Linked DNA regions of Homo sapiens: regions 2 and 3 are each linked to region 1. A link is a loop called in an ENCODE intact Hi-C map of the cell type or tissue named here. Cell type or tissue: PC-3. All regions are shown on one strand. Links, peaks and the distances in the headings refer to the core of each region. The heading gives the core; the rest is flanking DNA. Region 1 holds the start of LOC124901594 (a long non-coding RNA gene). Region 2 overlaps LOC101927609 (a long non-coding RNA gene). Region 3 holds the start of LINC02889 (long intergenic non-protein coding RNA 2889).

Region 1 (10,745 bases), core at 1,331-6,330:
AGCAACTGTGGAAAGCATTTTGGAGATTTCTCAGCGAACTAAAAACAGAATTGCCATGTAACCCAGCAATCCCATCACTGGGTATATACCCAAAGGAATATAAATCATTCTACCAAAAAGACACCTACACTCATATGTTTATTGCAGCATTATCACAATAGCAAAGATATGGAATCAACCCAGGTGCTCAGCAGTGGTCACTTGGATAAAGAAAATGTGGTGCATATATACCATGGAATACTACAAAGCCATAAAAAGGAATGAAATCATGTCCTTCACAGCAACATTGATGTAGCTGGAGACTATTATCCTAAGTAAACTAATGCAGAAACAGAAACCAAATACTGCATATTCACATTTATAAGTAGGAGCTAAATATTGGGTACTCACGGACACAAAGATGGGAACTACAGACAATGGAGATTTTAAAAGTGGGGAGGTAGTGACAGGAACAAGGGTTGAAAAGCTACCTATTGGGTACTATATTCACTACTTGGGCAACGAGATTATTAGAAGCCCCAACCTCAGCATCACACAATATACCCAGGTAAAAACCTGCACATGTACCCCCTTGAATCTGAAATAAAAACAAAAATTATATTCAAAAAAAAAAAAGAGGGAAGTTAACTGTCAATGAAATACAGTGACATCCTCTCCTTCCCATCGTGTCAATCCCCTTCCCCCAGACCAAGATTTTCACATTTTAATGGACATCAAGAACCTCCTAGGGAGCTTGTGAAAAATACGAATGACTTTTGCTCTATGGTTAAGGATTCTGATTCACTGTACTATAAACTTCAGAATATTCATTTTAATATTTGCCTTTAGAAGACAATGGTGCAGATATTTTATTCCCCTCAATTAGAATACAAGAGCCACTGTGTACCTGGCCTCTTTGTTCAGGTTACTAAGAACCCCAACCTCAGTGCTCCAGGAGGGTTTATCTTATCCAGGTATTTGCATGTCATCATCATCATCAACAATAACCATATTTGCTATAATTTATCAAATATTTCCTATGTATCAGGCACTATATTACCATTTTCCTTACATATTCATGTTCCTTAGACAGTTATGGCTTTGAAAATGCCTCTGCTTTCTTTAATATCAAATTCTGCATGAAAGAAAGCTAGACCATACCTAGTACATAACTGACCTCAACAAATGTTAGTTTTGCTTCCCTTTCTCCATGTTCGTTGTTATTTTAGATTGAATAATTAACTGTAGATTAACTATATCAAGATCCTTATTAATATTGACAAACTCCTTGTTGTTTTCCATAATTGCTCAAAGGTCAAGTTTCATGGAACACAGACATGATTCCCTGATTTCGGAAGAGATTTTAATTTTCTTCAAAACATTTTGAAAACGTGTTTTGATAGCATTAATAATGTTCAAAGAACAACTGGGAACATACCTGCATTCTCTGAAATGCATTTGTTTGTGCCTCATTCTGCTTTTCCCTCTCTCTGGTACGCAGTTACGTGTCTGGTCAGTTGCCTCTGCATTCTTTGTGTGCTAAGGAGTGACAGCAGACAAACTGATGCAATTGCATTCAAGTTGAACTGAATTCCTTTATTTCATGTCAATATAGAACCTGATTATTTCTCAGTAGCACCATTAAACAGACATCAGCAGGTTTTGGGATAGAATTATTTCATACCACTTTATGTAATTTATCTAGCACATGTAGGGTCATGTGTATCTCATAAAGCTGGTACACTTCAATAAGAAAAAGGAGTTAGCTAGTAGAATGAATAGGAGCCCAGAAGAAGTTACCAAATTGAATTGATGGAGACTCATTTAGGTGCAAGTTGCATAAATTTACTGAAACTGGCTTAAAGGGAGAAAGGTATCTTTATCGGCATGTGTAACACAAAAATCAAGGAGTGATACAGCATTAGGCAGGTTAGATTCAAGTTCTACAAAGATGTCCCCAGAAAAGTTGCTTAATCCATCTATCAGCTTTCTTTTCCTCTGTGTTGGTCTCATTCTAACATAAGCTCTTTTTCTTTCTCTTTGAGGAGTTAGAGATGGCCCCTCAACAATCTCAGAAAAAGAGACAGTCCCCCTTGCAGGGGTTTCAGTAAAAGACGTTGGTTGAGTCATTTGTTTGTCCCTGAAGCAACCATTGAACAGGAAAGGAGAACATACTAACCAGACCAGGGTCCTGTGCTCAGCCCTAGGAGGAAGGGATGGAAGCTGCCAGCAAATCACACTGAAGGAAAATGGGGCGAGAAACTGGCAGGAAAAGAAAATTGCTTACTGGTCAGATACACCCTCGTGAATACTCACAGAAGACATTTGTCAAAAATAAAAAGATTCATAATTCTATGACTTAAGAATCTGGAAGTGAATGTAACTCAACATGGTTGGAGAACCAGCAAAAATGCTGTTCTGGTTGAGTAAGTCTGAATCTCAAAAGAGGAGTAAAGAGAGGGGGAAGCTAAAGACTCCAGTAAAGATACACAGAAACCATTACAAAAAACAAAGCACACTAAGATGCCTAACTTTCAAAATAGAAAGAATGTCAATATACTTTTATAGTCAATAAAATGGACTTATTACTCATGCTTGAAACAAAAAGGTGGTTAAAAACCTAGACTTATTTCTCAAGACGAATGTGTTTTTGAAGGACATAAAAAAGAACTCTTGAACTCCTAGTTAGCTTGTTTTCTCTGAGTTTTAGCAGAGATGGCTCATTGCTACCCAATAGCTATTCTCATCTTCTAAGTAATAGAAATCCATTTTCACTGAGGTTGCAATGCCCCTGGACGAAGGTTGCATTTTACAGCCTCTCTTATAGCTGTCCTTACAAATGATCATTAGAAAGCTGTGGCCATTGAGGAAGTTCTGGTAAGAGAGGGTAAGCAGGGTACTTACAGAAAGCTGGCTTGGTGGTGAGATGTCTTGTTCCTTCCACTTCCAGCTGCCTGGAAGATGGAGGCAATGGAAGGAACTCCAGCAGCATGTTGAACCTTAAGGCTGAAAGCCAAGTCTCTGCAAGCTACGGTAGCCTAAGGGACAGGTTCACCCAACACCTAGGAGTTCAGGTGATTAGAGAGGATAAATGACAGCAGTGAGTGCCAACTGAGATAAGAGATATTTGGGGGATGATCACAAAAGGAAGAGTGACCATGTAAAGCAAAGAGAAGATAGAAGCTGGTTACTACTAAGAAATGTTAGAGTGGGAAAATGAGCAAATGCAGACTAATTGAGGTGGGAAGCCTAGTGACTCAGGGGACAGGCTGTGCAAGTCAGTCTTGTCTAAAAAAGAACTATGTACTGTTAATCTTTCTTTTGTTTGGGCTTTGAAAAAATTAATCTAGGTTCATTTAGTTGTACATTGGTTTTTTGTGATCTAACAGATTAATATCAATATCTTCTTTTGTATTTCCTTTGGGAAGTCCAGGAAGGAAACAAAAATCAACAGCACAGATTTCTGTCAGTGCCTGGAACAACTCTGCTTTTTCCATTTGAAAGCACCAAAAAGCATCCCATAATGAAGAAAAAAACTCTAATTCTGCAAGTATGGGGAATCTAAACTACATGAGATTGGCCCTACGGTCAAACAATAGTACTTTCCTAACAGAAAAGAAAGAGAAATTCCAAAGGCAAATTTGCAAGGAAAAAATGCCCTCTGAGCCTTTACAGTTCAGATCAAAGCCATCAACTTATTCAGCCATCATGAGAACACACACTCCAAGTTTCTAAAGGAGCCAGTAAGCTGAATCATTGCATATTAAATAAACATGCTGAGTTGAATCACAAAGTAAATAAAAGCCTCTTCTGACATAAGTTTGTATTTACAGAAATTCTGTGACTAAAAGCAACTAAATTTGGATCATTAAAAACAAAACAAGTTTCTCCAAGTTTACACTAATTATACAATGCATCCAGAAACCCAGGGCCTGACAGACCATGTAGCAAAGTCTTAAAAATAAGTGAATCAAAAAGTATTTTTAGCAAAAGTGAAGCTATCATTTACAACAGAAATAAGCCTATTCTCAGACTAACTCTACCTATAGATGAAAAAAATTATCATAATGATGGCACTGGTGATTATGATAAAAGTCCATAAAAATAATACAGATGCTGTTTTTTTAGAAATTCAGCATCACCTACGTGAAAACATCTCTGGTTACTTTGCAATCAAAGTACTATAGTGGAATTAAATAATCTATACCTCCAAATAAATTAATTGATAACATCTTCCAATATTTAGGGAACAATTTGATTTCACTCTTCAGTCTTCAACTACTTTTTTTTTAGCCTCAAAAAAATAATAACATGAAGAAAACAAAACCAGCTCTTCAGCAGAATCCTATGAAGAGTCCGTTGGAGAGTCTCAGGTCAGGAAGATTATTAGCTTTAGGCGGGTCTGCCTGTGCTGGGCGACTTGCTGCACTTTGAAGACGTACACATGATAACTAAGCTGTGGTCTTCTCATAAAAAAGGTAATTAATGCTGGAAAAGGTTTCTGGGGAAAAACGAGACATGTTTTTTAAACAACTAGGAGTTAACCAGCAAAATAATTGTGAGGAGAAAAAGAGGATGGGAATTCTAACCGGAGAGCAAAACTGCAGGAGTCCAAGAAAGCAGGGAAAAGGTCTTGTGAAACTCACAGGTAATTCAGTGAAATTGACTGTGGCTGATGGAGAAGCAGAGCAGCAAAAGATGAGACCAGAGAGTTAGGCAAGGGCCAGATCAAGTGCTAAGGGCAGATCAAGTGCTAAGGGTGCCATGCAAAGAAATGTGGACCTCATCCTGAAAGCTGCTGAAAACCACCAACGGGTGCTGATGGTTGCTGTTGCCTTTCCTTTAAGGCAGCAACTTGATCAAATTTGTGTTTCATAAGGCCACGCTACCAGCTATTGGTTAAATGGCAAGGAATGAGCAAGGCGGGAAGCAAGAGATTGTTAATCATAATCCAAGTAGAAAATGTTGAGAGCCTGAAACAAGCCAACTAAAGTAGGAGTGGGGAAAGAGGAAGAGGTGTAAGAAGACACAACCAATTAGACTGGATAGGATTTAGGAACTAGGGGAACATAAGACCCTGATTTTTATTGAGAGACAGTATTTATAACTCGGATTCTGGAGTTATGAATGTCTCTTGGAGTGTAGCTGGATATTAACTCATGGAGGAATTACAGTGTGGGAAATGACATGTCAAATGAAGGGGCAGTGGAGATAGCAAGGAAGACAAAGCTGGGGAGAGAAAACCAGTATGTGGCCTACTGCAGTGCAGGTCAAGCTAGGGAGGGTAAAGCGTCAGGAGAAACACATGGAAACTCCCAGATCTGTGGCTTGGATGCCATAAAAGTACCGGACACATGTTGAGACACAAGCCTTACTTTTTTCTTCCACAATCAGGACAAGTGAATTATATGAAGCCATGCACTTATTCCTTAGAAGTATCAACTGTAGAGACATGAATTTGTCAATCTCCAGAGCTGAGAATTGTTCTAGAAGCATAGTAAGTACTAGGTAAATATTTAGATGCAAATTTGCATTAACACTAAGAGAAAAAAATAGTATTAAAGCAAACTTGAAAGTGTTCAGATATAAATGCACATATTTACCAATCTGTACCCTCAAAAGTGTGTACAAAAGTGTGTTACTGCACGCTTTTGTAACCTTTGAGAATTTCAAGACTCAATCCCTCAAGCTGTTGGAATGCTATTTCCAAGCAAACAACAATCCCAGTCATTTTAAAACTGGTTCCAAGTTGTTAATGCAAACTATTAGCACAATACAACCATCTTTTCTAATTACACAATTTAAGCAATAATAATAATAATTCTTTTGTCTGTAACTCCTGCATCAATGTAAGGAGAATCTTATGTCTACAAAATAATCAAATGTAACTTTCAAGTTAACACTGTTGGCAGTATTCCTGAAGAGTTCTCATTTCTTGCACATTTCTTGGCATAATTGAAATCAAACATTTAAGGTAAATAGATGACCAAAAACAAGGTAGAAAATGTTTTTTCTTTTTATATGTGGACATTTCAAAAACTGCTTGAAGACTACCACCTAATGGTTATCATGCTTATGAAATGAGATCTTATCATTCTTATGAAATATCATTGACAGTGTCAGGGACAATTTTTCAAGTTGCAAGCAGCCTGCAGAGGGAGAGGCATCTTCCCTTGATTCTCTCTTTGAGGAGTTTGAGATGGAATGTCTCTGGCTCCTCTCTCTGATGCCCTTTTTGCTCCTCCAGAAGAAAAGAATGACTAATTTGATTATCCTGAACTTGATGTTCATGGACTACGTTTCACTGTTGGAGGCTTGCAGCAGCTCAAAAGCAAGAATTAGTGCAAGCACTTCCTCTTTCTCTTCTTACCCTTAGGTGAGGTGTGACCTCTTCCTCAAATGCTTCTTTCAAGCAGTTAGCAAATGTGGACTATGCTTTACCCAAAGGCTGGGAGGAGGATGCCATTCACCCCACATCCACTCTCAGAGAGTAGATGTGAGACTGGCCTGTAGACTTACTCCATAAAAGCTGGTTGGGCAACTGGATCTCACAGTCTACTCTACCTACATGATCATAATCCACTCCTCCAACAAGCACCCCTCAGCATTTTCATTCTGAGATTTAGATTTTCAGTATAGGAGGAAGAATACCTCACTTTAACCTCTAGTCTAAGCTACATTTTCTTTAACCAAAAAGCTCATCATTGGATGGCTTTTAGTCCTAGCTCTAAGTAACAGTATGGCATCTTATGGTTCGTGGCTTGTATGCATTCTCTATATGAAAACTCCTGCAAGGAAGAAAATGTGACCAATAGCCTACTCAGAAAATATGTTCCCAAAAATTATTATTAATGAGAATTTTTGATGATTAAATAAGAAGGTGATTTGTAAGGTGAAACTAAGCAGGTTTATTCAGTATGTTCAATTTCTACTTTATATTATAACCTGAATAGTAAACTCCAAGGTACTTAAAAACAGAAAACTTGTCTTGTGTTTTTAATTTTGAAAAATTGTGTGTGTATGTGCATGTACATGTATATGTGTGTGTATAAAATTTGTTTTTAGAAAAATGCATAAGTAGTCCATTACACATACTGGTGTAGATTTTAGTGCAGTCTCTTAAAATTTTTTTATAGTTCCTCTTTTGCCTTTCCCCCTAATAAGAATATAATCTTATTTTTTTCCAACTAGTTATCCCATTTTAATAATCTATTGTTCTTTCTTATTTTTCTTTGTGATAATGTTATTATATGCAATTAAATATATATACATTACTGGTTTTACCAAAATGGGATATTATATACACTTTATACTCACACATTGACACATTCTTCTATTCCTGGGCATTAGCTTTTTGATACAGTTTGGCTCTGTCCACACTCAAATCTCATCTTGAATTATAGCTTCCATAATTCTCACATGTCATGGGAGGGACACCGTGGGAGGTAATTGAATCACAGGAGCGGTTCCCCCATACTATTTTTGTGGTAGTGAATAAATCTCATGAGATCTGATGGTTTTAAAAATGGGAGTTCCTCTGCACAAGCTCTCTTGCCTGCTGCCATGAAAGACGTGACTTTGCTCCTCATTCACCTTCCACCATGATTGTGAGGCCTCCCCAGCCATGTGGAACTTTGAGTCCATTAAACCTCTTTACTTTATAAATTACCCAGTCTCAGGTATGTCTTTATTAGCAGTGAGAGAACAGACTAATACACTTTTCTTTCTTTTTTAGCCATTTCAAGCAGGCTCACTACAAATATCTTGTTCCTATATCATATATACTGGTCTTTTATGAATATTTTTTATTTCTGTGGGCTGAATTCACAGGTGTGAAATTGCTAAAATGAAAGGTATGTGTGTGTCTAAATTTAAGAGGTTCCACTAAATATATTGTCCCAAATGCTGTAACAGTTCATATATCTACCAGTCATTCATGAGTACCCATTTCCTACATTGATTGAGTTTACTCATCTATTAAATTTTTCATATTGTTTGCGTCTTTTCTATTGAATTGTATATTTTCTAATTGTAAATTTGTTGTTGTTTATGTTAAGTCTTTCCATTCAAGAATACAGTGTCTTTTCATTTGTTTGGATCTTTTTTTTTTACATCTTTCATAAGTCAATAAGATGTGATAGTTTCTTCATATATATCCCGTGCTTCTCTTGTTAAATCTATTATATGGTATTCATCTATATATTTTTTCTTTTTTTTTTTTTTTTTTATTTGAGATGGAGTTTTGCTCTTGTTGCCCAGGCTGGAGTGCAATGGCACAATCTTGGCTCATCACAACCTCTGCCTCCCGGATTCAAGCAATTCTCCTGCCTCAGCCTTCTGAGTAGCTGGGTTTACAGGCATGGGCCACCACATCTAGCTAATTTTGTATTTTTAGTAGAGATGGGGTTTCTTCATGTTGGTCAGGCTGGTCTTGAACTCCTGACCTCAGGTGATCCGCCCGCTTCGGCCTCCCAAAGTGTTGGGATTACAGGTGTGAGCCACTGCGCCTGGCTCATCTATATTTTAATACAATTTTTTATATTCCAACTCTAGGTGTGTATAGCTAGTAGAGAAAGTCTATTGATTTTTGTAGATTTATATTGTGCTATGCAACTTATTAAATTTTTGTATTAACTTTAAAATTTTTAAACATAACATCTTGAATTTGTATCATCAGCACAAAGAAAATTTAATTTCTTTCTTTCTGATGCTTATATCAATTATTTCTCATTTTTGTCATAAATATCTTAATTAAATTAATTAGAGAAATTTTCTTCTTTTTCTACGTCCTGGGAGATTTTTAAGTAACACAACACAATATATGGTTTAAACATTTTTTAACTTTGCACATAAAATTTAGTGGTAAGACCATCTGGTCTTGATGAAATTTTTAATGATATTCCTGTATCTTCTAAGGAAATTACTTTGAGTATTGTATTATTTTCTTGGATCAATTTTTGATAATTTGTATTTTGATAGAAATCATCTGTTAAATTCAAATTTTTTAATTTGTGGCTACAGAGTTGAATGTACTCCTTAGTACAGTTTCTTTCCTTTATCCCATTTGAAATTACTTAAGGATAAAATAATATGATGCCTGGGATTAGTTGCAAAATAATCTGCAAAAATGTGTATAGGTGAACCACACTCATTTTCATGCTTATAATTGTTGAAACTGAGTGATGAATCAGCGAAGGTTAATCACTCTATTCATTTATTTTTCTAAAATTTTTACATAATAAAAACAAAAATAAATTTGTGGACAAGTTCTAATGTTTGTTTGGAGTATTTAGTTACTGTATAGACTTAGGCACATCATTTATTCTTTTTCTATGCTAGTGTCAAGAGAGAAATCACAACTAAATGCTTTGCTAGCTAGTAACCTTCTATTAAGAAAATCAAGGCTGGGAGCAGTGGCTTGCACTCGTAATCCCATCACTTTGAGAGACTGAGGCAGGAGGATCGCTTGAGCCCAGGAGTTCAAGACCAGCCTGGGCAATATAGGGAGACCTAATCTCTACAAAGAAAAAGAAAAATTAGCTGGGCATGGTGGTGCATTCCTGTAGTCCCAGCTACTCAGGAGGCCAAGGTGGGAGGATCACTTGAGCCCAAGAGGTTGAGGCTGAAATTTAAAATTTCAGACAGAGAAAGACCCTCTCTTGAAAAAAAAAAGAAAAGGAAAAAGAAAAAAAAGTACTAAAATTAAGATCATCAACTCTGAATTTTCCATTCATCCTTGTGTACTTTAAATACAGTGAGTCCTCATGTAAAGTTTTGGAAATGTCAACTTTTAAGTGAAACGATGTACAACAAAACCAATTTTACTATAGGCTAATTGATATAAAAGACAGCAAATCCTAGGTCATAGTTCTGGTCACAAAAACATTATGCCGCTTCTAAATAAAACCCAAAACACTTCTAATATTAAACATGGAAATAAATGAAAGCTACATTTAAGAAAGATGAATAAAAACAGGCAAAATAATTATTTACCCCATTTTTGGTGAGTCAGTGAGTGACTGTGGTCATAGTGCAGGTGGGTTAAATTAAGGAACAAAAATTTGCAAAGCAAAAATTGTCAGGAACACCTACTACCCACCACAAAGTTCAAAAAGAATCACAAATCTTGTGGACTCGCTGAGGGATTTCCTGCCTTGTTGTTTATTGTCATGTATTTGTACGATTATTGTCCACTTTACAAATTGGTATTTTACAATAATTTGTATTCATTCATTCATTTTTCAACCTACTTATTCCAGTTCAGGGTGGAGGGTGGCTGGAGCCTCTCCCAGCTCTCTCCTGCTTAACCTCTTCCCTGCAGTTAAGCAGGGAACCAGGCCTAAACATGATGCCATTGCATTGCAGGGCACACTCCCACTAACAACCACACTCACTCAGACTGGGACCACTTAGACATGCCAATTCACCCAATGTGCCCAGCTTTGGAATATGACAGGAAACCCACACAGACATGGGGAGAATGTGTCAATTCCACACAGATAGTGGCCCCAGATGGGAATTAATTTTGTTTTTCTCATCCAGGTTATAAGGAGACAAGTCGAATGAAACGATGTTATTCAAGGACCTGCTGCATTTGGTCTGAGTGAGTCTTCTTTGCTTTCTGTTTTGAATAAAGAGTTGTCTGTCCTCTCCTTCAAAACTAACTCCCCTCACTTTTTCCAAGAACCTATCCAATTATCCTTACAGCATTTTATATGTGTTTCATAAATCTCATCTGCACTCAAGTAGGCACAAGCTGACATAGC
Region 2 (10,745 bases), core at 5,321-10,320, 300 kb before region 1:
GCCAAACTGTTTTCCAAGTGGCTATACCTTTTTACATTCCCATCAGCAACATATGAAAGTCCAAATTTTTCTACATCTTTCCCAGCATTTGTTATTGTTGTCCTTTTTATTGTAGTAGGGATAAAGTGATATTTCATTGTGGTTTTGATTTCCATAATATGAGCATGTTTTCCTGTGTTTATTGGCCATTTTTTATTGTCTTTGGAGGTATGTTTATTCAAACTCTTGGCTCATTTTTAAATTCGGTTATTTTATTATTGAGTTGTAGGAGTTACTTATACGTTCTGGATACTAGACTCTTAGATATGTGATTTGCAAATATTTTCTCCCATTCTGTGGGTTTTCTTTATACTCGACAGTGTAATTCTTTATATCTCGACAGTGTTCTTTGATGCACAAAAGTTTTTAATTTTGATAAAGTCCAATTTATGTAATTTCTATAATTGCTTATGCTTATCACTGCTTGTACTTTTATCATTGTCCAATTTGTCTAATTTTTTAAAATCATTGCTTATTTCATCAATTTTATGTCGTATTTAAGAAACCATTGTCAAAACTGAAATCATAAAAATTTGTCTCTATATTGTCTTTTAAGAGTTTTGTAGTTCTGGTTATTACATTTAGATATTTGATCCACTTTGTGTTAATTTTTGTAAATTTTGTGAGTTAAGGGTACAACTTCATTCTTTTGCATCTGGATATCCAGTTGTCCCAGCACTTCTGCTGAAAAGACTATTGTTTCTCCCATTGTATTACGTTGGCACCCCTCTCCAACATTAATCATTGCCATCTTCTTCTTGAACAGACTGTCATGGGTTTTCTCATACCTCTTCCAAGTCTTTTCTTATTTTTTTTTCTTTTTTTAATTGTGACTTTTCTGAAATCTCATTTCTTACACAAAAAATTCTTTTACCAAGCAAGCAAGTTAGAAAATATCACCTTATTCATAGCCCCATATAATAGTTTCCCCTCCATATATGTGTCAGCTGGTCAAACAGTTGAAGAGTTAAAGTCAAACTTCTAGAAAACAATGTCAAAAGTATACATAAAAATGTAAAAGCTATCCATATTTTGTGGAGCATTTATGTAATATTACTTAAATGATATTTATGTATACAGAAAATGGCCATATCAAAGATAACATTATATTGAGGTTTTCTGTCTCTATAAAGATGCTCAACATCAAAGGCAGATAAAGATTGAATACTATTCATTATACAAACACTTACTGAATAACCTGCCATATGTTCTAGGTAATGCACTACCATCACTGGCGCAAGAGAAACCTAACATAGCTCCTCTCCCCAAGGGATTTATCTAGGAATGGAGAAAGATCAGTAAACAAATGATTACATCCAAGCCCTATGGTAAGGGCATAAGTGTTATAAGAGAACAGGGAGGCAAATTCACTAATTTTGCCTCAGTGAATTACTTAGAAGGTGACACTCATTTGAATAGGTTATGAAAATAAAATAATTCTCCTAAGAAGACAAGAGGGACAAGTGAATTTCCAGCCTACTGGATGACATATACAAGGCAGAGAAGCATGAGAGGAGAACATGATGTATTGAAGAAAGGATCAATAGTCTGGTGTAACTGGGTGCTAGACTGTAGATGGAGAATATGCTGGCAATTGAGGACTGAGATGTAGGTTGAGGCCAAATTATAAACTGAGCTAAAGAGTATGGACTTGGTTATTGAGGCCACTGGTAATTGCAGAGGATTTTTAAGTAGTAGGTGATCCTGTGCTTGCCATAGTGTAAATGCTATCGCAATGACCTCCTTCCAACCATGAACTATTAAAAGAAGTACATAGTGATAAAAACTTGGACCCTAGAGACAGACAAAATCAATTCAAATTTGGTCTTCCCAACTAAGTTATTACATAATTTTAAGTAGGTTATGTAATTTCTCTGAAACCTCAATTTCCTTATCTGTAAACCTCACAGATTTGTTGTGAGAATTAAATGGGATGCAATTTTTAAGGTAAAATATGTAGCACAATTCCTAGAACACATTATGTGCTCAGTAAAGGATAGTTGTATAAAAATGTCTTTGAAGGCAGGCCGCCTTGTCTTTCCAGTGCCAAATCCAATGAATTGGCCTTCAGTCATTATTTTGGAATGACATAATGAGGTTAAGGGGTCAGTCCAGTAGCATTTAGAAATACAGATCTGGAGCTTAAGAGCGAGTCTGAGTGTAGTAGCTGTTGTCCATAATCAGGATATCATCTAAATATAAATGGGAAATGAAGCTCTCACAGTTGTAGAAGATTGAGCACATAGCAAATAATAAAAGGAAAATATTGTTCAAGAGGGAATATTGAACAGAAAGCAACTTTTAATGGATCAGTCTTTCATGGGTTTTTTGTGGCACATACCTTTGTAAAAAATATTAAAACTATACTATTCCCAAGAAAAATATACATATATTTTGCATGTTTTATATGTAGTGTTAAGGGTTTATGGACACCATAAACTCATCCTAAGAATCTCTGATTTAAGAAATGAGAAAATAATGAATTTAAAAAATGAGCCTTGGAAGGAGAAGGGAAAAAAAGTCTATACTGCAAAATATATAAACTTAGGTTGTTTCTGTGGTGAATATTTAAGAACCTAGGATCATTGCTGGTGATGTGGAATAGGAAATCAAGGACAATAATTGTTCATAACTTAGATGGAGATTCTTATTTATCCATATAGTTGAGTTCAAACTAAATATCTGGCAACCTTACATCAGGCAAGGAAAATCCTCTTGCAGTGTTGACAATTTTATGGTCAAATATTTCATGGATTTCCTCCAAGTATACCAGTCAAATACTGAGAGCAGACATTAGACAAAGCATATTGTTATTCATATTGTCTTTCAAATGCATGTTTCTCATCACCATTGAAATGACAATTCCAAAGAATACTCAAGAAATGATTTTTTTCTAATTCTCAGAAGTTTGTAAGAAAATCCTATTTAGACATAGCGTTATATATAGTGGTAGAAAAATCTTCCTGAAATGTATATATTTCTTTCTTTCTGATTTAAAAATGTTTTCTATATTTTATAGCCTCAATGTTTTTGCTTCTTTTTAAAAGACATAGAAAGAAAGGATATAGAGCTTTAGAGTTATATTTCTATCTAGTTTCTATTGATGAAGTAAGGTTTTTCTTATTGACTTATTGGATTCTCCTCATCTCTTTGAGCCAGGGGATTGGACGGTGTCATGGAAATGTCAAAGAAAAAGTGACACCTGAGAGAAAATTTGAAAGATGAAAGGTAAATATATGAAAAACATGAATGGGGAAGATAATTCAGGTAAAGGGAATAGCATGTTCAAAGGCATGATGGCATAATTCCACATGGTGTGTCCTTTGAATGACAAGTATTGCTATGGTATAAAAACTGGAAGAGAGGATAAATGGGTGCCAAGTATGCTGCCTTTCACGAACAAATTCCTGTGAGTGTGTAGGTAGCTGCTTGAAAGCCACGGTTGAATGATGAGATTTCTGAAGCTATATCCTTATTCCATGTGAAAGCTTGGCTGTGATTAATTTGTGATATCTGTCTTAAGCTTGTGGTTGAGAAGGAGCAGAAATTATTTTTTAACATCTTTATTATAGAAGATTCATTAGCAGATGAAAATGAAAAAATAGGCTGGAAGCAAACTGTAGCAAAACATTTTAGTGTCTGTGAGGTCCACGGATTTTCATTGAGTAGTTTTCAATGAGTGTTTTGTTATACAAACCATATTTGGTAAAATAACTCATAAAAATTTGGAAATGAATGGGAAAAGGTCAAACCAGTAGAGAGGTTATTATAATACAAAAAATGAAGGTCTGAACTAAAGGAGTACAGATAAAGAAGGAGAGAATAGGATTGATTTGACAAGTATTTTTTGGGAAAAAAAATAGTCTTTGATGCTCAACTGATGTGGAAGGTAAAGTTTTCTAGGATACCTCCCATGTTTCCTTGTCAATGATTGGGCAGATAATGATGCCATTAAGAGAGAGGGAATTCAGGAGTATATGTGTGTATATGGGGGAGTGAATTTGGTTTTGGACATACTGAGTACAAATTGTCTGCTGAACCTGAAAATAAAGATATCCAATAGGTAATTAGAAAATGATTCTAAAGGCTAAGGAGAGAAAGAGAAGCCAGAGATATACTTGGAGTGATCAACATATCACTGGTAATTAATTGTCATTTGCACAGCAGATGCACTAAAGAGGCCAATCAGTCATCCAGACAAGAATTTACCTCATGAGAGTCAACTGTGCGCATCTCTTCCCAACATTGTGATTGGTTATGTCATGTTGATAGCTTGAAATTGGACATAGTATGTACATTTACACCCCAGAAATCTCAGGTACTACAAACTAAACCTTCCCTTCTCTCATTCCCCAGTGCTGTTAATACGGAAACTGGTCTAATATGGAAAACAGGTGAACATGGAGCTGCTTTGTTTGACTCAGGGATGAGAGATACCCAGGTCCTAATTACTTGTCTTTAACTTTCCTTAGGGAGTACTAATTTGGGAGTCATTGTTCTAAACAATTAAAGTGAAGTAACTGTCCTGTTTTTCTCTTTTACCCTTGTGAACGAGGAAGCTCAGGGTTAAAGTCTATGTCTTTACTTATACATTTCTGTGTTGTAGGATCTTTTAATAAAGATTTTCTCCTTTTACTTTTGTATGTCATTAGCCCATCTGTACTTACCGTGCAAACTGCCTCAAATCTATTAAGTTTATTGCATGTACATTAATCACTCAGCCTCTCAATTTGATGAAAATAGACTCTCCGTTACCATTTCCCCAACAATTTAAGGCTGTCCCAGTCCTCTGCTGCAGCTTCCCATTAAGTACATGCTCAGCAAGAACTAGGGAATGATGTAAGGCAAACAGACCTCTCTACATCTTTAATAGTCACAGGTGGATTCTGGCATCAGAAATGAAAATATAATGGATATAATAAATGAAATAGATGATAATAATTAATAATATATCAAATAAATGAGAATATAACATATAATTAAAATACAAAATTATTTGTGGATTCTGAATTTGTGGAATAAAATGAATATCTATGGAATTGTGTGCCTTTTAAAAAAATATATTATGAGAAAAACATTTGCACACGCCAGTTTACACCCAAAACCAACAGATGATACATATAATCCGAAGCTAATGAAACTGATGACAGATACATCTATTTAAGACTACGGATTGTGACTCCCAGACAGCTGGAGAATGCTTTACTGGAACAGTTGCTAAATACAGTAGCTGTATTTAGCATATTATATTTCCCATATTGACATTACAACAATTGGCAAAACTGCATACATTGTGAAGCATGAGCTAAGAAAACTAACCACGGTAATTTCCCAAAGCTAGATTTGTAAAGGGCATGTAAGTGATGTTTGATAAAATAAATACCAACCTGCAAAGTCAATTGTGTGACAACAAACTTTGGAACTTTCTAATTCTCTTTAAATTGATCTATAAATTTGCAATAGGCACTGATCTGTAAAGTGAAAAAAATGAATATAAAAAGTTTATCTCTTCAGCCTTAAGAAATATTCAACTCTACAATTTGTTGCTAAAAACCAAACATTTGCTAGACACCATATTAAGGTTCAAGGTTTATAAAGGAAGCAATACATCAGATAATATATATACCTTCCATGAGAAGAATAAGAAAAAAGCAAGAATGCCAGAATTTAATTTAGCATTATTCTCCATTCTATACCTATTGGGATGCTCTTAGGACATATCTAAAGACCAGTGGTCTCTCTGTTACCTTGAACTCTCCTCTCTAAATGCTCTGCTTATTCAAGCCTTTGTTAAAGCATAGGTGGTAAATTCTGCCTATTTTAGGAAGGAGTAGACTGGTCTAGGTGTGCTTGAGGCGGCATTTATTATTCCCTGGCTTTCTGCTTCTGGGATATGGCAAACACTAAAATATTGTTAACCAATCAAAATTCAAGGACTAAAATTCATGACCCTCAAGTATTCCAAATTAGATTTATCATGATTCTTGATTCATCATACATTTCATCATTGGTTCACGAGACTCACTGGAAGTTCTTCCTCAGGTGAAACCCTACAGTCCCCAGCAACTTAGGGAGTCTGGTCACCCTAAGTCATATCCTTCATTTTTAAAAATTTAACCTTAGAGGCTGGGTGTGGGGGCTCACGCCTGTAATCCCAGCACTTTGGGAGGTCAAAGTGGGGGTGATCACCTGAGGTCGGGAGTTCGAGACCAGCCTGACCAACATGGAGAAACCCTATCTCTACTAAAAATACAACATTAGCCAGGTGTGGTGGCATATGCCTGTAATTTCAGCTGCTTGGGAGGCTGACTCAGAAGACTCACTTGAACCCAGCAAGCGGAGGTTGCGGTGAGCCCAGATCGCGGCATTGCACTCCAGCTTGGGCAACAAGAGCGAAACTCTGTCACACACACACACACACACAAAACAAAATAACAACAACAAAAAGAAACAAAACAAAAAAACAGAAAAAGAAAAAGAAAAAAAATTAAGCTTAGCGTCAATAGCTACCATTTCATTCATAGTATTACTGGGTTCTCAATACATGTCACATTCTCTTCTTTGTCTCTTTTTTTTCCTTATTTTGGAGAACAGGATCTTGCTATATTGTCCAGGCAAGTCTCAAACTCCTGGGCTCCAGCTATCTTCCTACCCCTCCCTCCATAAGAGCTAAGATTACAGGCATGAGCCACCACACCTGGCACATGTCACATTCTCTTCTAACACTTCAGGTAGATACTATTGTTAACCCCACTTTACTAAATAAAGAAACTGAGCACTGAGATTCTAAGTAACTGGCCACAGTTTTCACAGTTAGGGTAGATTCCAGAATCCACATTTTAAAGCACTTTGAGCTGGGGCCTGGAAACAAATTAAATAAAACATCAGTGTATTCATTAATGTGTCTGCTTGTTTTCACTGGCAAAACAAACATGTATGTTGCAGCTGGCATTGTTGGATTGAAATAGAATAGTATATTTCTAATGTTAACAGAGTTTTCGTGTAGCTATCATTTTAAATGATGTGACCATGTTTAAACTGTCCTTATTTGAATAATGTAGCCCATTGCAAAATTGTAATAAATAGTATGTTTTTTTCAGCTACCTTATAGAGCAAAGAAGTAGCTTATTGGAAACACATATTCTAGCCTTTAAGATTAATCCGTATTATTTTAGGATTGGGGCTTTAGAAGAAAGTATAATATTTTCATGACATTAGGACTAGTTCTAATTTTATAGCTTGAATCTCATTTGCCTTTGCCCTGTTAAAGATCATTATCTTTTTTTCTTTAAATGTACTTACACCTATGTTGAGACCATTTGTGATCCTGTACTTCTTCCTGTGATGGTTTATTTAATGCCCATCCGTTTCAGTAGACTGTAAGCTCCTCAGGGAAAGGATCCTATTTGTTGTGCTCAGCATTTTATTATCAGTGCCTGACACAGAGTCTGGTATATAGTGGGCACCCAATAAATATTTGTTGAATAAAATAATGCCTGAGGAACTGAATTAATAGACAAACATAAAGAAGTTTTAAAAGCCTTGAGTCAGAAGTGAAAAAATATAGCTGCCGAGAATTAAAAAAAACGACTTTAAAGTTTTAGAAGTATAAATTAATGCAATAAAATGATTTGGAATGTAAAATTAATGTTATTTTATTATTGCAGTTAACATTTATTGGGTACTTACTATGTGCCAAATACTGCGCTAAATGTGTTTTTAAAAATTTAATCCTAATAAAAATAATCTATGAAGCAGGTGCTATTATTGGCCACAGTTTTACATACGAGGAAATGAACCTTTGAGTGGTTAAGCAACTTTATTATGATCTCTCTGCCAGCAAGTAGTGGAACTGAGATAGCTATGCTAATACCAAGTGCTTCCACAGAACTCTGTACTTCCCTCATTATACTCCTCAAACTTCTTTGTAATTGTTTGTCCGGTATCTGTCCTCCCCACTCTATGAAGGCACAGTGTGGGCCTATTAGATTTCACATTTTATTCTCAGAACCAAACAAAATACCTGGTATCCAATGGTAGTAGCTCAAGAATATTTGTCAAACAATATTTGCCAAATGAAGTCAGAGAATAAATAAGCTTATGAAACAAGACTTTAAAATTATGGAGAAAAATAAAAGATTGCTAACATTCTTCAAGGGTTACAACATAGATGCCTATTCCCTGAGATGATTACCCACAGTTGGCTTTTAAAGAGACTGCAGCTAGAAAGTACACAGAATGATACATATATTTGGCACAGAAGCCAGACTCTCCAAGTAAAGCAGCCAAGGGCTCTACATTGTTGGAAGCTGTGCCTCATGAAGGGAAGTAACTCTTTGGCAAAATCTAGAAATGACAACTAGAGATTTTGAATTAATACTTCATAAGAGTGAGGATGACCTTGGCATGAGGACATTATTAAATAAACTATCATTGTAGTGGGATGTTTCTCTCCACCTTCTTTATTCCCCATGGAACTGCTCCCAACCCAAATAAGAACAAACAAAGGACGTAGTACAGCTGCTATCAACTGTACCGATCCCACCCTTTTGTAACAGAGCACAGCCTAGGGCACATGATGCTTAATTTAGAGAGAATTCAAGTTAGAAGCAGATGAGAACTAACAGTTATATCAGATGGAACTGCTTAATATATTCAGGAACACTTAATATACTTAATCAAGTGAAAATTGGCACTGCGGGTTTTTTGTACAGATCACTTATAAGTAGGTTTATCTGGAGGAAGATTAACCAGGGCATGATGGTGAGTGGATGGATGGATGGGTGGGTGAATGGATGCAGGTAATGACAACAGATAATAGAAAGGAAGGCATTTACCAAGAAAACAAAGAATAAATAATACAATTGAATAATCCTTTCTTCAAATACATTTTAAAGTAGGAGTAAAGATGACTATATGTTTGACATATAAAAAAAGAAATTTCTAGTGTTTTTTAAAATGGTATATTGGAGAGGAGCACAATTTAGTCAGTATGACAATGACTTTGGCTTTAGACATAAGTTAGCATATAGCAAAGATCTAAGAGAACAGGTGGAGTTATAAGATTAGAAGGTTCATGAGTGATCAGGAATAAAGACCAAGATTTGGGGATCATTAACATTGACATGGTCACTGAAGCCATCAGCATAGATAAATTTGCCAAGAGAAGAGAGCAACAAGACCAGTAAGCTTTAGAAATACCCACAGAAAAGAGACAAGAGGATAAGTTATAATTAGAGGAGTGGTCAGTGTTGGTCGGAAAGTTTGTTGTTCAGGATGATGGAAGCCAAATTATGGAAGAGTTTCAAGAAGGGCAAGAGTTAAACTTGTGTAATATGACCAAGGAATCAAGAGGGAGAAGATTAAGGAAAGACATTTGAATTCGTCTAAAAGGAAAGTCCCTGACGTGCAGAATATTGGCATATGGAAAGCAGCCAAAAAGCAGATTAAACAGTGAGAAAGTTAAAGGAGGTGGTAAGCATACACTACTTATTTTAAGGACTTTGGGTATAAAAGAAAGGAAAGAAGTATAATGGTGGGAAATGTTAAGGGCATTAGGTTAACAAAATAAAAGGATACTGATATAATAAAGAAGAATCTAATCTTCTTGAGTTAGAAACTACTCCCTCATAGTAAATTAGTAGCTGTGGGAGGCTCAGAAACTCTGTGAGGGCACTAGAGTATTGTTCCCTGCAGTGTAGTTGCGGTGCCTCACAAACCATAGAGGCTATTAATCATAGCTTTAGGAAAACCACTTCCTGTCACATTGGAGAGACTCGATAGGAAATAAAGAGACCATTATATGAGACAGAAGCAGCAGTGTCTGCTTTTCTAGAAGGAATATATATTTAAAGATAACTGTCAAATCAATTTGCAGAAAGTTAATCTGCTGTTAGATTTTAAGCCACTGGGCCATTCCTGTATCGTCGTTATGCCTCAGTTTCTTCATTTGAAAAATAAGGAGTTTATCTTAGTCTATTCTGTGTTGCTATAATGGACTACCTGAGGCTAATTTATAAAGGAAAGAAGATTATTTTCCTTATAGTTCTACAAACTGTATTAGAAGCATGGCACTGGCATCTGCATCTGGTACAGACCTCAGATTCCGTCCACTCATTGTGGAAGGTGAAGGGGAGCCTGAGTGCAAGAAATCACATGGTGAGAGAGACAACAAGAGAAGAAGGGAGGTACCATGCTCTTTTTTAACAACCAACTCTCTAAGAACTAAGAAGTGAGAACTAAGAACTAAGAACTCTGTACAAACTAAGAAAGTGAGAATGTATTCACCCCTGAGGGAGGGCATTAATCTATTCATGAGGGATTCACCTCCAAGACTCAAACACCTCCCACCAGGCCCCATCTCCCAACACCACCACACTGGAGATCAAATTTCAACAAGAGATTTTTGGGGAGACAAACCATATCCAAACTACAGCAGAATTGATAACCCACAAGGAAACTTTTAGCTTTCAAAATCTATGTTCTCCGATTCTTTCCTTCTCAGACAGTACCATTTGTAAAGAAAGAAAGGGTAATTGTAATATAAAATGCAATTATACAATTAAGAATGAACAAAGGCAGCTTCTTTCTTCTTTTTGTCTTCTTTTCCTCTCAATTTTCCTTCATTTTTTTACCCTTTAGTTTAAAAATAATTGATCTTGAAAACTTTTTCATGGATCTTATGAATTATGAAGCTAATACTTCAT
Region 3 (10,745 bases), core at 3,456-8,455, 580 kb before region 1:
GTTTTGAAGGCAAATGCATTCTTCAAATCCGGGCTTCTGATGAGTCACAGTGGTGAGGAAGAAGCCCCTTTTAAGAGATCCTTACTCTCTGCTATTTCTGTGGGTAGCACTGTTTTGGTTTATTTGAAACCAACTTCCTCATAAATCGTTAAGTTGGAAAGGATATGTGGTCAGTTTATTATTCTTAAAACATATGCAAAGGCATTTGTCTAGTCGTGGAAATAAAGTATATTAGAAGCATCTCTTGTGCAATCTGTACTCTATTGCTCATATTAATTGCTTTCCTACACATTTAAAACTAGGTTTCAAGTGGATGGAATTATTCAGAAAGTTGAGTATATATTATTTGGCTATGTAAATATGCATATATACACATATATTCACATATATTTGAGAGGGAGAGGGAAAGAGTCTGTTTATATGGCCATAACTAAGGTAGTTGGAGGTAGTAGAAATAGTTGTTTTTAGTGTCAGGAATTAGGAAGAAAAATAAGGGCAACAGTGAAAGTGAGCTTGAAATGTCTTTCCTAATGATTGACTTGTTATAAAAGATTATTTCTCATTGACAGAAAAAAAAAGTTATCATTTTATTTTATTTTTTATTTTTATTTTTTGTCCAGTAGTTATTCTTTCTTTTACTTGCATTCTTTGTGTAACCTTGGCCAGGACACACCCTAAATTCTCTCCAACTCTTTTTCTTTTTTTCTTTTACTTTAAATTCTGGGATACATGTACAGAATGTGCAGGTGTGTTACATAGGTATGCATATGCCATGGTGTTTTGCTGCACCTTTTGATCCATCCTCTAAATTCCCTCCCCTCATCCCCCACCCTCCAACAGACCCTGGTGGTGTGTTGTTCCCCTCTCTGTGTCCATGTGTTCTTATTGTTCAAATCCCACTATGAGTGAGAAGATGCAGTGCTTGGTTTTCCATTCCTGTGTTAGTTTGCTGAGGATGATGGCTTCTACCTTCATCCATGTCCCTGCAAAGGACATTATCTCATCCCTTTTTATGGCTGCATAATATTTCATGGTGTATATGTATCACATTTTCTTTATCCAGTCTATTATTGATGGGCATTTGGGTTGGTTCCATGTCTTTGCTGTGTAAATAATGATGCAATAAACATACATGTGCATATGTCTGTATAGTAGAATGATTTATATTCCTTTGGGTATATACCCAGTAATGGGATTGCTGGGTCAAATGATATTTCTGGTTCTAGATGCTTGAGGAATTGCCATAATGTCTTCCACAATGGTTGAACTAATTTACATTCTCACCAACAGTGTAAAAGTGTTCCTATTTCTCCATGGCCTTGCCAGCATCTATTGTTTCTTGACTTTTTAATAATCACCATTCTGACTGGCATGAGATGGTATCGCATTGTGGTTTCTGATTTGCATTTCTCTAATGATTGGTGGTGTTGAGCTTTTTTTTCATGTTTGTTGGCCACGTAAATGTCGTCTTTTGAGAAGTGTCTTCATATCCTTTGCCCACTTTTTGATGAGGTTGTTTGCTTTTTTCTTGTAAATTTGTTTAAGTTCCTTGTAAATTCTGGATTTTTGTCTGATGAGTAGATTGCAAACATTTTCTCCCATTCTGTAGGTTTCCTGTTCACTCTGATGATAGTTTGTTTCGCTGTGCAGAAGAAGCTCTTTGGTTTAATTAGATCCCATTTGTCAATTTCAGCTTTCTTTACAATTGCTTTTAGTATTTTAGAGATGAAGTCTTTCCCCATGCCTATGTCCTGAATGGTATTGCCTAGGTTTTCTTCTAGGGTTTTTATGGTTTGGGGTTTTACACTTGTCTTTAATCCATCTTGAGTTAATTTTTGCATAAGGTGTAAGGAAAGGGTCCAGTTTCTGTTTTCTGCATATGGCTAGCCTGTTTTCCCAGTACCATTTATTGAGTAGAAGAGCCTTTCCGCATTGCTTTTGTCAGGTTTGTCAAAGATGAGATAGTTGTAGATGTGTGGTGTTATTTCTGGGGTCTGTTCTGTTCCGTTGGTCTATGGGTCTGTTTTGGTACCAGTACCATGCTGCTTTGGTTACTGTAGCCTTGTAGTATAGTTTGAAGTCAGGTAGCGTGATGCCTCCAGCTTTATTCTTTTTGCTTAGGATTGTCTTGGCTCTACAGGGTCTTCTTTGATCCCATATGAAATTTATTTATTCTATATTTCCATAAGTTATTGGGGTACAGGTTGTATTTAGTTACATGAGTAAGTTCTTTAGTGGTGATTTGTGAGAAAATACATGCTTTAAAATCTCTTTCAGACATGGGGATTATGATTTTCTCCTAAGTAGTTTACTTTTCTCATATAATAGGAAGTCCAGAGTAGGTGTTTGCTGGCATTGATTTAGCTCCCTGATGCTTCCATCAAAGATCCAGGATCTTTTTATCTTTTAGTCCAATTGTCCTTGTTTTGTTGTCTTTTATCCTTAGGATTGCTGCCTATGGTCACAAGATAGCTTCTGAAACTTCAGTTAATTACAGGATGCCTCATTAAGCAGGAAGCTGGAGGGAATGGGCTATGCCTCTTGTGCCTATCTCCTTTTGTCAGGAAAGCACAATGACAGAAGCCTACCAGGAGACTTCCCTGTACTTCTCATAGCCAGGACTGGACCACATAACTATACCTGGCTGCAAGGGAGACTGGGAAATAAGGAACAAAATTATGACTTGGTCAGTCTAGTCATACTCTATCACCTGTGCCAGGGCACATTGCTACCCCAAGGAATGAAGTGTGAGGGTAAATATTGGCAACAACTAGCAGCATCAGTCTCATAGGGTCGTAGATATATCCTTCTCTACTATGATCTAAGTAGTGCTCTTCTATATAATAGTATAATCCATGCATTCACTAAAAGAGAATTACTTTGTACTCTAAAATTCTTTACAAATGTCAAAAGATGCTGTGTGAAGTATCTTAGTATTTTTATTTATTGATTCTGTGTCTTTTATGTTTGTGGGGGAAAATTCAACTGATTTGTCAAAGATTTGATTACAGATACAGAATACAGTAGAATTATAAACCACCCCTCAAAATTTGTAAATAGGAATTATCATAAAACTTTCATGAAAGCAAAAGATATTTCCAAATTTAAGGTGTGTAGTGTGTTGCACAGGAAATATTGTTGCTCTCACTTTCTTGATTCTATAGCATTTGATAGTGAGCAGATACCAAAGTTTGATTCATATGTCCATGTTTCATCATTCAATCAAGATGTTGAAGTTCATATTTAAAAACAATCTTAATAAATATCTAGTAAACACTTTGTTTCAGGAATCATGCTAGCATACTTGCATGTATATGTACATATGCAAGTTAAAGTCTTCCTTCTCACAACAACAAATTTCTCAGTAACATAGGGTAGGATGTATAAAAAGTCTAAAGCACTAAGTTTGGGGTTTTATTTTGTTTCCAAGACTTGCAACTTGAGTCTTGATATGAAGTAGGAGCCTCTAAATATGGGGTAGCTGGTCTTTTTTAAATAGAATAAAATCAACAAACATAAAATCAAAACGTGCTGTTTTTCTAACTTAGGGATATAGAGACGCAGCAAATATTAGGTAACAATATTTTCCTACTTTTGAGCCAATTGTTTTGGCATCCTGAAAACATAATTTAAGTTACATAGTCAAAAGAAGTAATGCTGTTACATGTGGAAGATATATTCACATACAATTTACATTTCAGTGTACATTCTAAAGACATATGAATCAAAAATGATTGAAGGAAAATAAAGTATCTAGGTTCACAGATATTTATTTTGAAACCATGATCGTCAGGCCTCCATGATAAAGCATGTGCCTAAAAGGTGTTCTGGCTTTCACTTTGGAGATTTGGAAACAGTCTCAGGGACCAGTAACTTGCCCAAATTCTTGCAGGTTTCATAGCCATGACAGCTCTGGCAACCCTAAGGGTCTAAGGGATAAGATTTCTAAATCCACTTCATACAACTAACAGTGGTGCTCAACCATGACTCACATTAGAATCACCTGGAAAGCTTTTTTAAAAATACTAGTGCCTGGCCTCTACCCTATAGCAATGAATCCAAATTTTTGGTATTGGGGTCCAGGCATTGATTTTTTTTTTCTTTTTAAATAAAAACACTCAAAAAGCCAAAAATTTCCTCAGGTAATTTTATTACGCAGTGTAGGTTGAGAAACACTGATTATGCCATAGACCTGAGAATATGATTAATTGGGTTGTTGAATCAGGGTGATCCATAGCTAATGGGTTCTCAAACATTCAGTTCATGTGGTATTTCATGACCTGAAAGCAAATGCAGACAAGTTTTTTGTGTCTTATTTGAAATGCTGTTGTCAGACAGTATCATCTTTTCCAGCTATTCTTCTCTTTTCATTTTCAGGTGACTCATGCGGAAGAGTGTGCTTGCTTCATGTTGCAACTTAGTCCTTCACATGGTTGTCCCAATGCCCCATTTACCTTTGTGGCCATTGGCACAGCCTGGAAGTTTAGAACAATGCAAGTCATCTTGACATCTAAAACGTGATTTCTGGTAATGCCTTAGGAAGTAGTTTCAGGTTAATTTGTATTTCCAAACCGCCTCGGACTCCTTCCTGAAACAGATTAAAAACTGCGTATTGGCAAAGAGTGAGGGGAACTAGGTGAGGGGGATTGGGCTAACACTGGCTCCTTGTGATTAGTCCTGATTTAAATGCTGGAAATGACAATGGAGTTTGTTTATGGCTTTTCTCACCCTGAAGATATCTTTACAGGAATATTTATTTGAACACTAACTGGGTAAAGATTTACAGGGGCTCAAACAATTCTTTTTCAAGGAGCTGAGGGCCTAATTTTTATCATACACATCAATACATTTTTTTCCTTACAGGAAATGTGTGGGTGTCTGGGCTTTTAAAAATTGTATATCATACTCTTCTTTCTTGCCTCAATGTTGCTTTGATAAAATGATTTACTTGAATCTTAAACTGATTATTTACCAGCTATAGGACTTGGGAAAAATTGCTTAACTCCTATGAGACTGGGCACAATCATCTCTGAAGCAAAGACAGGGTTATCTGTGGCTTATTGTGGTTGCAGAAATTAAAGAGATAATTTTCAAAAAGCACCTAGTACAAAGTCTGGGTTAGGTAGTTCTCCAATAAACATAATTTATCCTCTCTTCCTTCCTCTTCCGTCAAACAGAATATATTCTCCAGAAGAACCTGATATAAGTGGTGTGTACATAAATGAGAATTTGTCATTTTTTAATTTCCTCGAGTATTCTGTAAGAGTAGACTTTAATAATACAGTTTTATAATACAGTAATACAGTTATAATGTTTGCCATGTGCTTTACTATGAGAGTTGTTGATTGGATGGCTTGTCTTCTTTGGTAGAATTCAGTATCAGTGAGTGGAAAGGTTATTTTTGCATGTGGTTGGTCAGGCAACAGAGAAGTCACTCCATACAAGCAGCTTTCTACTCTGCATACAAGGTAGATCCAGTGGAAGTCACGTTGAGTGATGTGTTTGTGCAAACAGCAGTTAATGACCATGTAGGATATCCCATCATCAGAGCTCTATCCCAGCTGACTCAGAGTAGGATTAATCATGAAAGCCTGGATTTAGATGTGTGTCTGAAGATACATGTGTGCTGGGAAAGAAATTAGGCTGGACTTTTATAAAAATTGTTACAAAGAAGCAACAATAATTAGAATAGAAAAAATGGCCTTCAGCCATTTAGTGTCCTGGTAGACATGAACCAACACAGCCCACTTCAGGCTGGCAGATGTGAGAGAATCTGTGGAAGGGAGGCTTGAACCGTCTTGAAAATATTTCCCAAAGCCTCTGCTGCTGGGATACTGGTCAGAAGTGCCCCAAGTCTGTTTATCTGGAGACATGGAACGCTTTATTCAAGGACCTGTGGAGAGAAGGCAGACAAGACTGTAGAGTCTGCACTCTCATCCTCTTGAGGGCACACCTTATTTACAAAAGGAGATTTAGATTACTTGATCCCATAAATCTTGGCATAGAGAAACTCAAAGCAAATATTTATTCTACAAGGATGGGTTAGCAGTGTTAAGGTACTGAAATTTACCTTGTACAACTTTAAAGAAGTTTATTGAGTTGTTAATGGAATAGCATTACCTATGATTAACTAATGTTGAGAAACTGTTGGCAGGTTCCTGGTAAATATTTAACAACACTTATGAATCAGACAACAGAAATGGAATAAAATTCCAAAAAAGCTGTAGTTTTTTCATTTGGCTTGAAGTCAGTATAGAGAAGTTATTTAAAATAAGATTTTCGTCCCACGGAATTGTCCCCTTTGTTATTGTATATCCTTCAGGTTTATGGGACAGCACTAGAGGAAAGTGACAGCCTCAGAGGACCTTCAGGTAAGCTGGCTCCATTTTGGTGACATACATATAGAGGCATAAATACCTGGTTTTTACTGAGAATACCCTGGATAATTATTAAATTGGATTTGGACTAAGGAAGAAAAGGTCTTCTTGCTTTTCATTTTCTCTCTCCACATGAATGTATGTATGTGTGTGTATGTATGTATGTTTTTATAAAAATATTTGAAACTTTGAGCTCCTGAAATCCTAGACTTGGCTTCCTTGAACATGATTGTTTTCTGTTGAAAATTCTTTTCATGCCAATTCTATCTGACTAGTTTCAACTCTTCGATAACCAGGAGTCTGTAATAGATGATGTCATAGGGGTCTAGAATATTGGCATCTGACTTCAAACAAGAGATCAAAACTAATTTCGAGACAAGTTCCAAGTGTGTTCGCTAACTGCTATAAAGAGCACTAAACATTCATGATTCATTTAACTGTGTCTACACCACATAGAATGAGTGGAGACTTGCTACTTTTCTAGTCATTTATTATCCACCTATGCTGACAGATCCCATTAATCAGACTAGTTGGTTAATTGACAGATCTCCATTTTGCTTTTTGTTTATAGATAGTTCTGGTGTATAGATGCCAAACGTGGTATTCTATCATTGTGCACGATTCTTAAGATGACTTTTGGCCAGTCTAAACACTGCCTAGGAGTTGTTTATCATGCTTGATTTACTACTCCTCCTGAAGCATGTATACTATTAATTTCTGCTTGAGAATTTCCAACAAAGCAAACATTTACACAAAGAGGGTGATTCCCTTCTGGCTGTAGGGATGGATCAAGACAGTGGTACCAAAATAGATATGACTGTGTCCAAGTTCCTGAGACTTTAATCACATTTAATCACTGTACAAGTTGTGCTGGGAGGAAGGAAGATGTGGTGTCTCTCTGTGGCTGCACAATATATCTTGTCAACTCTTCAGCGAAGCTACGTACATGGCTGCAATAAAAGGGCTACCGTGTGTGTGTGTGTGTGTGTGTGTGTGTGTGTGTGTGTGTGTTTGTATTTTTCCAACTTCATTTACCAGTTTTTAGTAGAAAGCCGTATTTTGTGTATTTAAAAACACTGAGAATTGGGCAAGGCAAAAAAAAAAAAAAAGATGTTAGGATAAAGGAAAATTTCCCACAGGAATTACCAAGAATTTATCCCACAGAGGAAGTCCTTCTCAATTGCTTCTTGCTCATGGAAATATTTTCACCTGCCTTGCCAAGGCCTTGATACTGATATCTGGAAGGTATTAAGCAATCCAGAAAGTTTATTCATCAACTTTGATTCATCTTAATAAGAGAGCTTAGAAATCAAAGTTATTTCCCTCCTTCCTGCAAAAAGTTCAGGATTTGTAATGCTAAATGGCTTGCTCCCTACTTAGAGCAAATACTTTAGTCAAATTTGATATATTGACTCATAACCCACACATTAGAGCCAAACATGTCCTGTTATGAAAAATTAAGACTCTCTCGACACACAACTTGGCTCTGAATTTGAACCCAATAAACAGTTTTTGTTTAAATGCTCCATTTGAAAAGTAAATTAAAATACATTAGAATAAGTGTTTCTGATTCTCAAAGATATCACTGGATCCAGGGCAAAAAATCCTGCACATGTTGGGCTTCCTCTCTGAAATCAATGCCCTTCCTTAGGGCTTCTGAACCAATGGATATGAATTTGAGGCTGGGGTAATGGCTGTGGTTGTTGCAAAAAAAGAAGAGAAGGGAATTGAGTCTGTCTTACAGAGGCAGATCCTGGTCTAGTATGAAGAGCATCATTGATGCTTTGAATTGAACCTGAACTCTAACACCTCAGAAACTGCCACAGTTCTAACCATTAGAACCAAAAGATAATTGCCCAGATGGATGCACTGTGCATGATCTGCAATCATAGCCTTTTGATAACTATAAATCAGCAATACTAAAAATACTGCTTTTTTTAACCAAAATATTTGAGATCCAAGGAAGAGCAGACTAGCAGCTAACTCCTAATAAAGGCAGGCTTCAAAGAAGTTACCCAATCAGACAATATGTTGCCCAGTTTTCTGCAAGAAAAAAGGTCTCTCAAACTTAAAAGCAGAGTTTTTTTCCACTGAAATCAAGAGAATCCTTTAGGTTATGGGGACATGATATTAATTATTTGGGGAACTTTAGATCTTGGCTATTTTTAGACTTACTTTTTCTGTATCTTTAAAAAAGTTTTCTAAATAGAGATGCTTTCATTTCTTGTAAATGTCAAAGCCACACTGCAGCTGTCTGCCGTGTCCTCAGAGGTGCTTGCTCCCTGCTCACTTTCCCTGCAAGGTCAAGTTGACCTTTGAGTGCTAAAGCCAAGGGAAAGCAGGCCCTGGTTAGAAGCAGCTAGACTGTTACTGGCAAAGTTACCATATGGCAGCAGGCTCTGCTTAGCATGGAGAAGAAATAGGAAATCATGGATTGTAGAAATGAGTTTGAAGCCCATGGAATCTGGGAATCAATTGTATATTCATTGAGTAACTCAATGTTGTTTTCAGCACGAGTACCTACTATGTGCCACACACAATTCCACACTGTTTCTTACTGCCTTTGGCCTCATAGACTGTTATGCCTTGTGTCCTTCCTTTACCGCTACTAGCAGCAGCATGGCCTAATGGAAAGTAAGAGGGGTTCAAATAAGAGCCCCAAATTCATATTTGAGCACTGACCTTCACTTGTATGACCTTTGGCTACTTAAATTACCTGAACCTGAGATTCCCGATTTATAACACAGGAATACAAACATTGCCTATATTCAAAACCATTGATATGCTTAGTTAATTTTAGCTAATGATTTTTTTCTGGAGTTTTTAGACATGAGAAAAATATTTAAGGGACATGGCAGCGGTAAAGAAGAAATAAACAGATGTAAGTTTGGAAAATAGTATTTGTGAGGGGAAACCAGAGGCCAGATATGGCACAGGCAGTTTATGAACCAAGGTGGGTGGGTTGGGTTGCCTGGGAAAGGATTTTAGAGGCATACTGCTAAATGAGTCAGTTATATCCAGAACTGGTGTCCAGTCCTTTCTGCCCTGACCCAACTTTATGTGGTTTGATTGATAATAAAGCAGTCATTTTGATCCTATTTACCAGAACCACCTGTAGCAAAACAGAGCCCATCCTTTGTGCATGAGGTAGAGTAGGCCTGTACTCTTGGTGAGAGGACAAGTGGTTTGAGTAGAATCATTGTTCTGCTCTGAGCTGGGAGATTTCTATCTAAGGCCCGTGGCACCTGAATTAAAGTTGGGAAGTATGCAGCAAGGTACTCTTGAGCATCACCTTTTCTTTTTGCCAAGGCTGCGTGAGTGTTCATAAAACCGAGAAACAGGGTTAGATGGGCAGACTCTTGGAAGGAGATCAATAAATGCCTGTTTTTCTTTTGCTAAATGCTTCCTTTGGCAATTTTTATCTTTTCATGTGCTATAATGCATCTTGATTTATTCTGAAAAAGTGAACATAGTCTACTTAGCTGGCCAGAGGTCCAGCTGCGAATAAACAGTAGCAATGTGTCAAGTCAGAGCAGTTGGCTAAAGCCAAGCAAGCACGAAGGTACCTGAGATGCACAGAGGCGGGTGAGGTGCAGAGTCTAAGGTCAGATAATCAGTAAGTGCTTGCTTTATAGATGGGGCTGAATTGTGATCTCACCAAAGAATCTGTGCTCTGCCGCTTTATGTAGCCTTTTGGGGTGGGAGTTTAGGTGCAGCTTGCCACCAGATAGACATCTACAGGTACAATTTACCCCTGATCAAGAAACACTAAAATTGTTTCATGTTGGCAGGCCAGGAGGGAGTGGAGATGATGGGATAGGAGGTAGACTGAATGAAGAGGAAGAGTGCATAAAGTGTGTAATCCTCATAGAGGAAATTGAAAGTTGATTGTGTCCAGATGGTTCTTCGACGGTTGGTTTATTCCGACAGTGATAGCAGCCAACTGCAAGAGTGACTTCCTCTATTGTGTGAGCCGGATTGAGTACTAGTTCACAAGTGGAAGGGTTGAGCTTAGATGGAAACATATTCATCTGAAGGAATAGTGGGGAAGGTGGGGTACACAGTAAACGTGCAGTTAGGTGGGTAGACCACTGGATGGAGAATGAGGACATTCTCTTACTGCTTCTATTTTTCATGAAATGAGAAATGAGGCTATCAGCTGACAGTGAGAAGGTGGAAGAGTTGTTGGAGGTATGACTGGAGAGTGAGTCGCAGAAGGATCAAGGTTACTGGAGGTGAGGTGATGATCATGAGACGTAAAGGCTGAGATAGGGGAAGGATTTTCTACAGGGATATGAAGAACTGTGAAAACACTGGTGTTGAAGGGACAGAGGGAGCCACAAGCTAAACTCTTCAAGAAATGCCCCA

Evidence for each region. Peaks named below come from ENCODE experiments on the same cell type or tissue, not always from the same donor. Only the 100,000 strongest peaks of a DNase experiment are listed, where the experiment ranks them.
Region 2: a loop joins it to region 1, with 5 times the contacts of the local background. A loop is called at or near these places in 2 of 110 quality-filtered maps.
Region 3: a loop joins it to region 1, with 6 times the contacts of the local background. A loop is called at or near these places in 3 of 110 quality-filtered maps.

Annotation. Positions count from the first base shown.
Region 1 is chr7:16,971,523-16,982,267 of GRCh38, reverse strand. It overlaps LOC124901594 (a long non-coding RNA gene), which reads left to right and starts at 10,513. Exons shown (of 2, transcript XR_007060229.1): 1 at 10,513-10,582. In PC-3, for the core only: a CTCF peak has its summit at 6,010 (motif pointing left); a DNase peak (open chromatin) is centred at 3,717; H3K4me3 peaks cover 1,070 bases; H3K27ac peaks cover 2,752 bases.
Region 2 is chr7:17,273,763-17,284,507 of GRCh38, reverse strand. LOC101927609 (a long non-coding RNA gene) reads left to right here. Exons shown (of 12, transcript XR_007060234.1): 5 at 3,195-3,267. Among named protein-coding and RNA genes, the nearest start is that of AHR, 20 kb to the left of the region's middle. In PC-3, for the core only: no CTCF peak of the experiment used is centred there; DNase peaks (open chromatin) are centred at 8,197 and 9,747; H3K4me3 peaks cover 1,565 bases; H3K27ac peaks cover 3,210 bases.
Region 3 is chr7:17,554,378-17,565,122 of GRCh38, reverse strand. It overlaps LINC02889 (long intergenic non-protein coding RNA 2889), which reads left to right and starts at 6,214. Exons shown (of 4, transcript NR_110013.1): 1 at 6,214-6,371. In PC-3, for the core only: a CTCF peak has its summit at 5,904; DNase peaks (open chromatin) are centred at 4,432, 5,522, 6,092, 7,182 and 2 weaker places; H3K4me3 peaks cover 2,096 bases; H3K27ac peaks cover 4,952 bases.